Regions from separate parts of the Homo sapiens genome. Here region 1 is linked to region 2. The links are chromatin contacts, found by Hi-C in ENCODE. All regions are on one chromosome and are shown on one strand. The core of a region is the stretch at or near the end of the contact, and the rest is flanking DNA. Distances in the headings are between cores, read along the strand shown. Region 1 has its middle 190 kb from the start of BRINP1. Region 2 overlaps LOC105376244 (a long non-coding RNA gene).

The links. Hi-C counts contacts between places; a loop is a spot of excess contacts on that map. Pooled maps may share reads with other maps.
Region 1: a loop to region 2 is called in a map of endothelial cell of umbilical vein, with 29 times the contacts of the local background. The contact joins two enhancer-like sites. A Hi-C loop is called at or near these places in 1 of 168 maps with a recorded cell type or tissue (endothelial cell of umbilical vein), 2 of 37 single-sample maps with no recorded cell type and 13 of 50 pooled maps.

Annotation. Positions count from the first base shown.
Region 1 is chr9:119,554,556-119,560,831 of GRCh38, forward strand. No RefSeq gene overlaps it. Among named protein-coding and RNA genes, the nearest start is that of BRINP1, 190 kb to the left of the region's middle. RefSeq lists enhancers at 1,353-1,873, 1,824-1,873. Within about 2 kb of position 1,681, at least 10 of the 41 ENCODE cell types and tissues checked have a DNase peak (open chromatin) inside an H3K27ac peak, as active enhancers do.
Region 2 is chr9:117,781,630-117,787,880 of GRCh38, forward strand. The region is part of intron 2 of LOC105376244 (a long non-coding RNA gene); the gene reads left to right. Among named protein-coding and RNA genes, the nearest start is that of TLR4, 80 kb to the left of the region's middle. Within about 2 kb of position 2,347, at least 17 of the 41 ENCODE cell types and tissues checked have a DNase peak (open chromatin) inside an H3K27ac peak, as active enhancers do.

The DNA.
Region 1 (6,276 bases), core at 431-2,930, 1.8 Mb after region 2:
AGATAAAGTATCTTCTAGCTCTGAAGGCCCACAGTGCTATGGCTCTGTGATCGTCTTTATCAATCTAACAGGCACAAACGATTTGTTTAGTCAATGAGGGATATAGACAAACTTCACCCCTCAATATGAATCACCTTAATTTTGCAGAAAGCTGTCTATTTTCTATAGTGCTCACATCCATTATCTCTCTGAGGAGCCTGGAACAGGACTCAGACCTGAAACACACTGGACAAACATGAGACGGTTATCATTATTTTAAAAATATGCTTCAGTTGAATATAAAAGTTCTTTACATTATTTCAAGTTTAGTGCAGTTATTCTGACTTGGGAACAGCAAATTATTCACTTCTATACCCCTATAATTTCTTGGACAATAGTTGGCACATTGCAATAGTACACAAATATTTGTTAAATCCTAGCAATCCAGCAGAAGCCAGCTTGGAAAGCATTTCCTCCACGTGGCCTTCCACCATGATGCTATAGAAAAGACCCGCTCGTGTCATCACTGGCTCCCACTGCAATGAGAACAGCATCATTGTTGATAATAACAGACACCTTTTTTTGGTATTCCTTGTGTGGCAGGTGAGGTGAGGGTGAGGTTCCTTACAGACATTCTGCACTAAGCCTCGCAAGGACCTAATGTGTTTCTCTTTTCTTTTCTTTTCTTTCTCTCTCTCTCTTTCTCTCTTCCTTTCTTTCCTTCTTTCTTTTTTTGTCTGAGAGAGGGTCTCACTCTGTCACCCAGGCTGAAGTGCAGTGACATGATCACAGCTCACTGCAGCCTTGGCCTCCTGGACTTAAGCAATCCTCCCACCTCAGCCTCCCAAGACTACAGGTACACCACCTGGGACTACAGGTTAATGTTTTTTGTTGTTGTTGTCGTTTTGGTTTTTTCTTTTCTTTTCTTTTCTTTCTTTTTTTTTTTTTTTTTTTTGAGATGGCATCTCCCTCTGTGGCCCAGGCTGGAGTGCAATGGCACAATCTCGGCTCACTGCCACCTCCGCCTCCCAGGTTCAAGCAATTCTCCTGCCTCAGCCTCCCAAGTAGCTAAGATTACAGGTGCCCACCACCACACCCAGCTAATCTTTGTATTTTTAGTAGAGACAGGGTTTCACCATGCTGGCCAGGCTGGTCTCAAACTCCTGACCTCAGGTGACCTGCCTGCCTTGGCCTCCCAAACTTCTGGAATTACAGGTGTACACCACCACTCCTGGTTAAGGACCTAATGGGATAGATGCCATTGCACTGCCCATTTTACGGATGATAAAGTTGCAGCCCAAAGAAGTGAAAGGCTAATTTTATTTTATTTATTTTTTAAAGACGAGGTCTTGCTATGTTGCCCAAGCTGGACTTGAACTCTTGGTCTCCTGTGATCTTCCCACTTCAGCCTTCAGAGTAGCTGGGATTACAGGCACCTGCCACCACACCCAGCTCACACAGGCTAATTATTGAATAACCCCTGCTTTTCCAGCAGACACAATGAGGGCATTTTTGTATCTGTTTATTCAAGGAGGGAGACATTGGGGCTGTTAGGTGTGCCTGGACTGGTAATAAGGTCTTTTATCATAACCCTCCCAAAGTCTCAGGGCGGCTGTGGCCAACACGCGTCTCCAGGCCCACAGGCTCTGAGGCGGAAACCACAGTTCCAGGTCCCCAGGCTCCAGCCGCCAATGCGGCTACCGACCAGCAGAGGGCAGCTGCGGGAAGCCGTCCAAAGGCGGCCTCCACCCCCATTAGTGCCAATTAAGCCGCGAGATGCAAGAGGCGAGCGCGTGGTGAAAGAAAACACATCTACTTCTGGGTTGAGCTAGGCTGGGTGATCTGCTGGGAGGGACGTTGACCTGCTTCCAAAAAGCCGGCTGGATGGTGCCGTGGTGGCTGCCTGCAAAGGAACACCGGCCTATGGGAACCAGACCCTGGGGCTTCCCGCGAGCTTCTCTTCCTCCAGCCAGCAAAACAGGAAAAGCCTGGCCCAGGGACGGAGGGAGATGTTGTGGAGCAGACGGACTGGCTGGAGCCAAAGGGCAGCCTCTTTGGAGCAGAAAAACAAACCCAGACATATCAAGAGATGCACAGGATGTCCCCAAAGCGCGTGCTCACGAAACAGGGTGAAACACACACACATTCAGAGTGAGCAACAGTCCCAGCCTGACTGATAAAATCCGGACAATCTCAAGCAAATCGCGATGGTTGGTTACTTGTCAGCTGAATACACATGCAGGCTGTGTACATCCACAGGCACAAGTGTATAGATGTAGCACAAATGCCCCCTGTCCCCCCGCCACCGCCACCAAATAAATGCAAATGTTTACCCACTCAGGCATAGGCACATTGAGACTGGAGGCTGCACTGGTTTGAATTCAGAAGGTCTAAATTCCAGTCCCAGCTTTGCCCCAAATCTGTGCCACCTCGAACAAGTTACCAAACCATTTTGGTTCTCAGTTTCCTCATTTGTAAAATGGAGGAGTCAAGCCCGTCAGGTTTCTTAAAATTATACAGCTTTAAAGCATTAAGTTCTCCAAGGAAGCCTGGGACTGCTTCTTATTTCTTCACCAAATCTCTAACCTTAGGGGAGGAACCAGCAAGATGGCCCAGTCCAAGTCCCTGGCCCCAAACCATTTCATGCAACAGCTCTATGGATGTTCTTATCTATCTGACAACCTGGAAATCTTTAAGTCAGCGCGTGTATGATCGTCTCCCTGTGAACACGATCGTACTGAATATGCAATTTCTTTTTCTGTCCTCCTTCTTCACTTAACTTTAGTACAGAGCATAAGAATTTCACAAACATGTTTTTAAATGGCCATGAAATGTTTCCTTAAATGGATAACTGTACCCCTCAGTTCGCTTTTTCTTGCGCGCCTCCCCATGTCCACCCCACACCCTGCGTTAGCTACTATAAATAATACTCCACAAAAAAAAAAAAAAATCTTCATGCATGTATCTTTTTTCTATTTTTGGATTTTTTTCTTTAGAAAAAAAATCCCAGAAATTAAATTACTAAAATTATATCTTATTTTAAGAGTCTTCATGCATATTGCCAAATTGTTTTCCAGAACGGTCGCCCTAGTTGACATGTCTACCAGCAATGCGTGAGATTCTTTATATCATCCCATTCTCAAAAGCATTGACATCCTCTTGTTTTTGTTTAAACTTTGCTAATTCAATAGGCAAAAAATGTTATCTCATGGTTTTAATAAGCCTTTCTTTGATTATTAGAGAGAGTGAACGTTTTTTTTTCTTGTGTTTGTTAACCAGTTGCATGTATTTCCTCTTTTGAGAATTGTCTGTTCTTGCCCTCTGCTCACTTATCTACTGGGTCTTAGTGAATTTAATTGATTTGCATGCGCTCTTTACATAATAAAGATAGTAATCCTTTGTCATATTGGCTGTGGGTATTTTTCCAGTTTGCTTTATGTATTTTCCTTTGTGATTTCTTCTATCACTTCTAAGCTTATACAGCCACCCCATCCTCCAGAGACTTGATAAATATTCATTTCTAATTCCTAGTATTTTTTTCTCCTGGGATGATTTGATTCTATAAGCTTAAGATTCCATGAGACCACAAATCTATGATTTTGTGCTTCCAAGATGAGTACTTCTAGCTCCTGATTTTCTTTCAAGGCATAGAATCCCTAATTTATTTCATATTTCCTTTTTACACGTCCCCACCCTTTGGATTATAAACTCCACGAAGGCAGGGACTGGGTCTGCCTCATTCCACCTGTATCCTAGGGGCCCAGCACAGTGCCAGGCACATAATAGGAGCACACTAAATGTCTACTGCTTGCTTATCTTCCTGATCTGTTTCAAGCTCTCAAGAATGCCCCAGTTCTGGCCCCACATCCAAGCATGCAGCATGGGTCGTCAGATGCATGATGTGACAGCATCTGGGGAAGCAGGAGGGCATTACCAGAAGAGAAGATAGCAATAGTTGAATTAAAAAGTGTGAAGGAACATGGCATGTAGAAAACAATATTGAGTCTAACATGCCAAGAGTGCAGGATGTGTGTGCTTGTGATAGGAGATACAGCTGAAAATGGAAGTTGGACCCAACTGGTGAAGGTTTCCGAGACAGTTTTGGAATTTCAGCCACAAAAATTCCATTCTCCACAGTACAGCCAGAGTGATCTTTTTAAAAGGTAAATCTGATCATGTCATTTTCCTGCCTCACATCTGGCAAAAGCTTCCCTTTGCAGGTAGGACACAGTTGAGAATCTTATTATAGTCTCCAGGGTCCTAGCTTTCCCATTCACCATGCCTCTTGCCACTCTCCCTTTGCTCACATCACAATTCCTTGCTATCCTTCGGCTCTGCCAGGCCTATCCTGTAACCAAGCTTCTGTGACTGCAGATTTTTTCCCATTAACCCTCTCATCCCGGGGCTACACATGTCTGCTGCTTCTCTTATTAGAATAGAGTTCAAACACACAAGACTTCCCACTTACCTATCACTCTTCTCTTTCTCCTTGCTTTACTATCTTCATCCAGTGTATCACTATCTAAAGGCATCTTCTTTGTCTATCTACCTGTTTATTTTTTCTGTCTTCTTCTTGAATGCAAACCTCAGGAGGGCAGAGGCCTTCCCTGTTTTATTTACTGCTACAGTTCCATCACCTACAACAGTGCCTGGCAGGCATAGTAGGAGATGGCTAAATTTTGCTTGAATGCATCAGATAAACTCATGGGCAGCTGGAGCCACAGGGAAAGGGGGTTGTGAGTAGGATGGTGTGTCTGTTTCAGAGATAATTCTGCTGGCATGGTGGAGAATGGTTTGGAGCTAGAGAAACCAGGGACAGGAAGAAGGAATAATGTTACCCATAAATGGTTGATAACCAGAAACTTTTCTGAGAAGAGGATTTGATCCAGGGAGAGCTAGAGATGGAAGAATGTTGTGTACTGGGTACTGGAAAGGGTTTTTAAAAACGTGCAGAGTTAGCAATGTGCTGGCAACCAACCCAAAAAATCCGTAATTGTAACAAACAATTATACGGTGTTTTAGCCCCCTTAAGGCTTTGACACTATCTCAGGATATCCTCACCATCACGATTCAAAGTAGGCAAGGTATAGGCTGCTATCTTCATTTTACAGATGAGAAAACTGAGGTCCTGGAAAATTAACCCAGGGTCACACAGCTTGTGAGCAGTGGATGTACAAAGAAACTGAGGTTCTGATGCTCAGCCCTGCCTGAGCTCTGCCTGGTGTCACAATTTTCCCACAGTAGCTGCCCTCCATGGAATGCTGCTGTGGGTAAAATCATATTTTAGGGTTAATGATCCAGATGAATAATGTTCCCCTGCCTTTGGGCCAGGCAGCACAAGAGAACTGCAGTGTCACTTTCTTCCTTAAGAGAGTTAAAATATCACAAGTCAGAGTGGAGGCCATTTACCCCCACATTAACAGCAAATGCCATTTGTTCCCAATGATATCTCCACATCTGACTTTCGTTTCCCTCCCCCGTGGCTGAAATTACAACAAAATGAAGCAAGGGCCAAGGGAAGGAAGAGATAAACAAGGGTCGGAAAAAGACAAGGAGTGACGCCTCTGTTCAACTAGGCAGACAGGCTGAGAGTCCCAGATCTCCTTATCCTTTCTAAACTGGAGCCAGTAACATCTTTATTGAGGTAGCAATTACTGGTGGCTCAGCAGGAAGCCAGGGGCAGGTCTGGTGGAGAAGTCTCTGGATGTATGAGCTGGAGAGGGAGAAAGAAGGGCTTGGAATGTCTTACGATTCTCCAGAATGGAATAGCTCCCCAACCCTCCAATTTGGCATGCCAAACCCTACCTATTGTTCAAATGCCATCTGCTTCATGGAGCTTACATAGGTCACACCAGTCATTTTAATTCAGAGCTTGCACATATCTGTCATGATTCTTTAGACTGTGAGAAAGATGTGGAAAGCAACAGGGGCATGGAGAACTGCACCCATCCTTGAGCCTGAGAAAAAAGCATGAGGTGAGGGCACAGCACAGACATGGGTTCTCTTCTGGACAGCTCCAGAAGGTGCTAGAGCAGCACCTTCCACCTCTTCAAGTCTTTCCAGCAATGTGCACCCAAATGCAAATAGAGGGGCCATTTGAAAAGCCTTATCCCTAGATGCTGACAGTGGTTCAAGAATTGTGTGGCTAAGGAGAGATAGTGTTTTTAGGGGAGTATGTTCTGGTTGAGGGAATGAGGTCCCATAGCCCACTCTCCCAGAGCCCACCAAACAAGTAATCTGTCTTGACAGGAGCAAATCAATAAACCTTTTTTTTCCTTCCTTCCTCCTTTCCTTTTT
Region 2 (6,251 bases), core at 1,097-3,596:
TGTCTTAAATGAGTCCTGTAATGTAATAAAATGCATTTTAATGTTTCCCCTTCCTTCCTTTCTTCCTGTCTTTTGTATTTTCTCTCTAGCTTCCATGTTTGAATTGTTTCTTCCCACTCTTTCTGCTTTCAGAAAATAAAAACAAAAACTTAGTGTCTACTGCATTGAAAACAAGGTGTTAAGCATTGTGAGAAATCAAATCTTGATGATGACATAATCTTTGCCTTCAGAGAAACCCACTAATGTACAATTTATGGACACAATTTATGAGAACAATATATGTTCTCATAAATTAAACAGCAGAACAAATTGGAAAGATGTCAGGGAAAGTAGTGAGTAACAGAGTGACAGAATCTTGATATGTTACAACTTAGAGAGACCCTAGAATATCATGAGATGACTCCATCATCACCTTTATGGAGAAACTCGAGCCCAGGGAAGTAAAGAGTTTAGTCCAAGGTCTCCTTATGACCTAACCTGTGCTTTTGATTTATATTCCTGATGGTTTTGCACCTGAAAGGCAGATTTAAACCTTGCTACTTACTGGCTATGAATGTACCTAACCTCTCTGAAGCTCAGTTTTTTAATCCAGAAAACAAGCCTTTGCAGGATGCTTGTGACAGTGGAATCATGTATGCAGTTCACCTGGCCTGGTAGTGTTTGGTACACACCATTTCATGCTACCCCTAAGCTGCATTCTCCTTTGGAGAGCCACAGGCACTAGCGTAAATCATATGCTTTCCATAAGCAAGCATACGCCCTCCCTCCTGTGAACCCAGACGGATGGAGATACACTTTGGGGATGTTGTCTGGGTATTTGTCTCAAATGCTAATGATAGCTCCCTTTGGCAGAAAAACAAACTCAGGCCAGTGGGGTTCTTAGAGTATTAGTCCTAGGAGCCAAAGAATCGATCCATCAACAGGACCTGCTGAGCAGGCACCTCATACGCAGAGCAGCTCAGGCACAGATGTCCGAAGCACTGCCCTCTCACAGGGAGCCCTGGAACCATAACTTCCAGAACTCCCTTCTCCAATCTAGAACTCGCCGCAGAGATTTCCAATACTCACCTCCTCCCCACTTCTAGTTCCCACCAGGTATAAATTTTAAAATCCTATACCTCAGAAAGAAAAAAAAAAAGCCAAATATTACACAAAACTGTGGAAGAAATCTAACTTTCTAGAACCCTGGAAAATGCTTTATTTTTACTTGTAAGAACTTTCTGTGCAAAGAGCTAACCACCCTGCCTATTCAGTTAAGGCTAATCACCTGCTTGTTAAATTATCTTAGGACAATGAGAGGAACATGTGGCAAGTCTCTCTGTGAAAAAACAAAAACAAAAAAAATTCCACTGATGAGTGGGTGAGGTTGTGCAACAGAAGCTGAGTCAGTGACACAGATCAAGATGCAGGAACCAGGAATTCAAGATGCAGGGAACCAGTCTATTCAAGAATAGACTGAGACACAGATGACAGCAGAGAGAACGAAGTCTAAAACTGAAACTGAAAGAGGAAAGAGGTGATGAGAAAGATGTTGAGACGAGGGTGTGGGGGAAAAGATACAAGTGGCACAGAAAGACGGTGAGAAAACACAGCCAGAGTATTAGATCACATAAGAGGAAAACATAATGAGAGGCGGAAGAACTAGCACAGACAACCAACACAGAGCCTGCAACCAGGGAAACCTGTGTTTCTTGCAGTTAGCAGCCAGCAGCCTGCAGTCAGCAGCAGGGGGCATCAGAACTCCACGGATAGTAAAAGATGCCAGGGAGCCAGTATAAGGAGAGAGGAAGTGAGAAAGAAATAAAGAGAGAAAGAAAAGGGATAAGAAACCTTCCTCTTAACTTTGAGATTAGAAGGAAGAGAGAGCCGCGCTATTCCTCGGGGTCCTGCATTTAGTGGTAAGCCAATTCCCCCAGACATCTTCCTGCTGACAGTGAAGGTATGTAAGTGGCTGTAGAAAGTAACACTGAAGGCTTTCTCAAAGAGACTGAGTCCAAGGGCGATGGCCTGGGCTTAAGCCAGCTGACTAACACTTAGGCATTCTGTTAGGCAGAACTCAGGTGCAAATAGCATATCTCCCTGAATGTAGTTTATCCAAGCATTTTCCTCTACTTCACCGCCTCCCAAAAAAGAATTATTAGGAGTATACTAGGATATTGCATAGATAAGGAAGTGATGGAAAAGTAAGCCTTGAGGAAAAAAGACCAAAGGATTTATGTTAAAAGACTTTTGTTTTTGTTTTTGTCCATTTCCCTCATCCATGCTCTGCCAGTCTTATTCTCCTAGCCCTCTCTATGCAGCAATCATTTCATTTGGTGTCACTTCCTCAATCATTTACCAGAGATCAAGAACTCACTTTCAATTTCAGTTTAAAACCAAAATCCAGATGAGGTTTCTGATTGGCTCAGCTTGGACCATGTGCTCACACCTTGGGTCAAAGTCACCGGAAGAGTGACATAGTCTGATTGGCCCAGTACTCTGAAGCCACACCCACACTTGTGCAGGCTTGGAGATTGGGGAGCAGCACACCTGAGGGTGTAAGGATCTGTTGTTGACTGAAGGAGATATTAGAATCATGATCCCTGAAGCCACACCAATTTAGGGCTACTAAGTTCATCTTGAATAAATGAGTTGCCTGAGTTGCTCTGAGCTTGTTTTTCTCTTCTATCGAAAGGCATTACTTACACCTGCTTTGTCCACCTCCAGGAGTTGTTATGGGGCTCTGATTAGAATATAGAGCAAATCACAGAGCCTCCTGCTAACAGGTGTGCAGACAAGCGCTAAGATGAAATGGGCCAAATACGAGAGTCAGGAAACTTGTGTGCTGGTTTTACCTGTGACATAAACCAGCAGTATGAATTTGGGTAAGTTCCTTATCTCTCTGGATTTAAATATCTTTAACTTAAAATTTGGGGATTTGACTGGGTCTGTTAATGTCTTTGTAGTCATTAGACCGCTTTAAGAGACTGAGGAAAGCTAGGTACTTTTACTGCCCTCCTCAATGTCCGGAAGTTCGTAATTTCCCTACAAGTCTACCTCCAGATATCAGGATAAGAACTCCTGGTTTAGATCATCTTCAAGGTGATATCCGACTCTTCAACTGATTGAAAAGAGGGGCTGCATTCTCAGTTGGAAAAGACAATTCTGTGTATCAAGCAGATGTGCGTCTTTCTTTGGTTTAAATCTCTTTCCCAGAAATATCATGCATGTTTCTCATTATCTCCTTCCTCTGGACTACTTCTCTTTTCTTCTTTTTTTCCCTCTACCACCTCATCATTCCTCCGCTACGGGTAGTCAAGTATGGATGTGATTGAAGTTGGGTTTCCATCTGTGTTAGCGGCAGGAAGTGTTACTATCATGGAAATAGTTGGGACATATATCATCTCTTATCTGCACCTCCAAGAACTTAAATGATTTCTTTCCCCCAACCAAAATAAATCAAAGGAGAGGAATCTTAATTATAGTCACCAGGTGGTGAATTTAATACATCCACATGAGTCTCTGTGCTGGCAGTGTTGTCAGATGAGCTTGTCTCTCCAGGCAGGAGGATAATGGGATTGTGAGAGTCTGGAGAGGAAGAACTCTGGGGATTATAACAGCAGCTCCCTGGTGGCAAGGAAACAGCCAGGCAAGTTCTGTTAAATATAAAGGCCAGGGAAACATTGCCTCATGTCAGGGTGTCAGGGTTGTCTCCACTCATGCTCTATCGTGAATGGTTTCAGCAAGGGATTCATAGGAGCTTCTCACATAGGCATTGCCCACCCAAGTCTGAGATGGGGGCTACACATCAATAATTTCCCCCCATCTATCAGTTTGAAGCAGTGGACAAAGCTCTAACTTGGACCACAGAGTGATCTGGACTTATATCTACTCTTACAGTTAATTGTTAAAGTTTTTCAATTGATGAATATTTATTGGATGCCTAGTACATGCTAGACACTGTTCTAAATAGCATGGATATATCAGCAAAATAATAGAGATTTAGAGATAAGTGAAACATACACTTAACCTATTACCTAGTAACAATTCTACTTCTAGGTGTTTATCTAATAAAAATGAAAATATATATTCACAAAAAGACTTGTGCACAATGTTCATAGTGGCTCTGTTTATAGTAGCCCCAACCTAGAAACAACCTAAATGTTCATCAACAGGTCAGTAGATTAATTGTGATATATTCATCACAATGGAATACTATTTACTAATAAAAAGAAACAAACAACTAATCATTAGAAGAATGTGAATGAATCTTGAAATTATATTCAATGAACGGAGCCAGACACAAAAAAATTACTTTTTGTATACTTCAGTTTTTATGAATTTGAGAAGAGGAAAACTAATCTATAGTTATAGAAAGCAGATCAATGTGTTGTGTAGGATGAGGAGTGGGCCTCAGAGAACTTTTGGGGGTGACCAAAAATATTCTATATCCGATCACAGTATATTTATTTTTCAAAACCTCATGAAAATATGCACTAAAATGAGTAAATGCATTATAATTTTATGTAAAGTATAATTTGGTAGAACTAGAAAAAAGGGGGAAATTTATTCCCAGTGCACATAAAGCTTACGTTCTAGGGTTGCCAAAAAATAAAACAAATTTAAAACATAATAGTGTAGCAGCTTGCAATATGATGAAAAACATTGTTTAAGGGCTTAGCGAATTGCAGGAGAGGCAGAGTTGCTTTTTATATTAGAGAAGGCCTCTCGGATAAGCTGACATTTGAGAAGGCCCCAGTGCATATCAGACGAAGAGAGGTGCAAGTGCAAAGACCCTGGGGCAGTGGCATATTTGTCCTAATCAAGGAAAGGTAAATAGGTTGGTATGGCCAAGTAGAGTGGGCAAAGTGAAACGCAGTGGGTATAACTGTTTTATGAATGAGAATGAAACTTTGAAAATCTAAGTAGCATGTAAGGTCAAACATCTAGGTATAAGATTCCTTAAATCTATCTGATCAGAAAACTATTACCCATCACACAATATTTTCTCTATCCACCCCTGCTCCCTGCTCATAGTCCAAACACGAAAGTGAAGCAGCAAGCAGCCCATGACAAATATGTGCACTGCCAGCTAATGAATATTGGAGAACATGACACGTTGGAGAGCCCAGTGGGTCTTGAAAGTCTGAGTTCCAGCAAATTCTCATGTCTGCATCGACTGCAGCAAGGTCAAAAGTTGGAAAGCAGGGATATTCGGTGAGTTCTGAGCCTCCAACACAGAGGCCAGGGGAATTCTTGCAGCTGGCCAAAAGTGAGAAGTTGCTCAGCTCAGATTTGGAGCTTTCTACTGCTTTTGTGGAGATGCCATTAGGCAAATGAGCAGGTCTGAGAGAGGCCGATAAGGCACAGGGGGAGAATGTGCTGGTCTTTCCAGAGAAGGTCATTTGAAGCAGCCACAGAATAATAAAGCTGCTGGCCTGAGATAGGAAGGGCCTTGAAAAATAACCAAATGAGGGCCTCTTCCCTAATTCCTTGGAGCTGAATTTTATCAGGAAGGCCACTTGTGCTTACAGAAAACTGTAATCACTCACGGTGGGACACAAATTCCCAGCGAGACTGCAGTTGCAGATCAGGTCTAAACGTTCAGGATCCTGTCTAAAGACATGTTTCTCACTGTGAGGCCTGCCTGTTCTGTCCTTACAGCTTCTTTAGAGTTTCCTAAGCATCTGAACCATCTGAAAATCGTGCTTGCCAAAGACTATTCCTTTCTCCCAGAAGGATTAAGCTTTGAATAATTCCTTGGGGAGGCCACACTGGCTACCCCTTCTTCCATCCCTCCAGCTTCAATAAGCATGAATCGGGGGCCCGTGGTCACCTGCCCACCCTGTCTCTCAGGATTAATGGTTGGAAACCTCGGAGTTAGGAGTACTGGCTCCTCGAATTTTCTTCTCTTTTTGAGCTCTATTTTTCTCTTGGGCAGTGGAAAAATCATTGGCTTTGGAACTGGAAGACTTTAATTCTAATTCTGGCTCTTTCTTATATTTCTTTTATTTATTTATTTAACTTTACCTAAGTAATGACTTTTAACTGGCATTCAGTTTTCTCATTTTTGAAGGGGAGATTATAACTTTAATTCATAGGGCTACAGAAAGGTCAATTTTGATAATAATTTTTAGGTGCTTCATATAGTATTTGATACATACTTGTAGCCCTAGACATACTGGACTGCTTTTATTTCTCAGACTTACTAGGCTTTCTCTGGTTCCAAGACTCCTCTCACTCCTGTGCCATTGCTTTCTGTTCTTCACGCC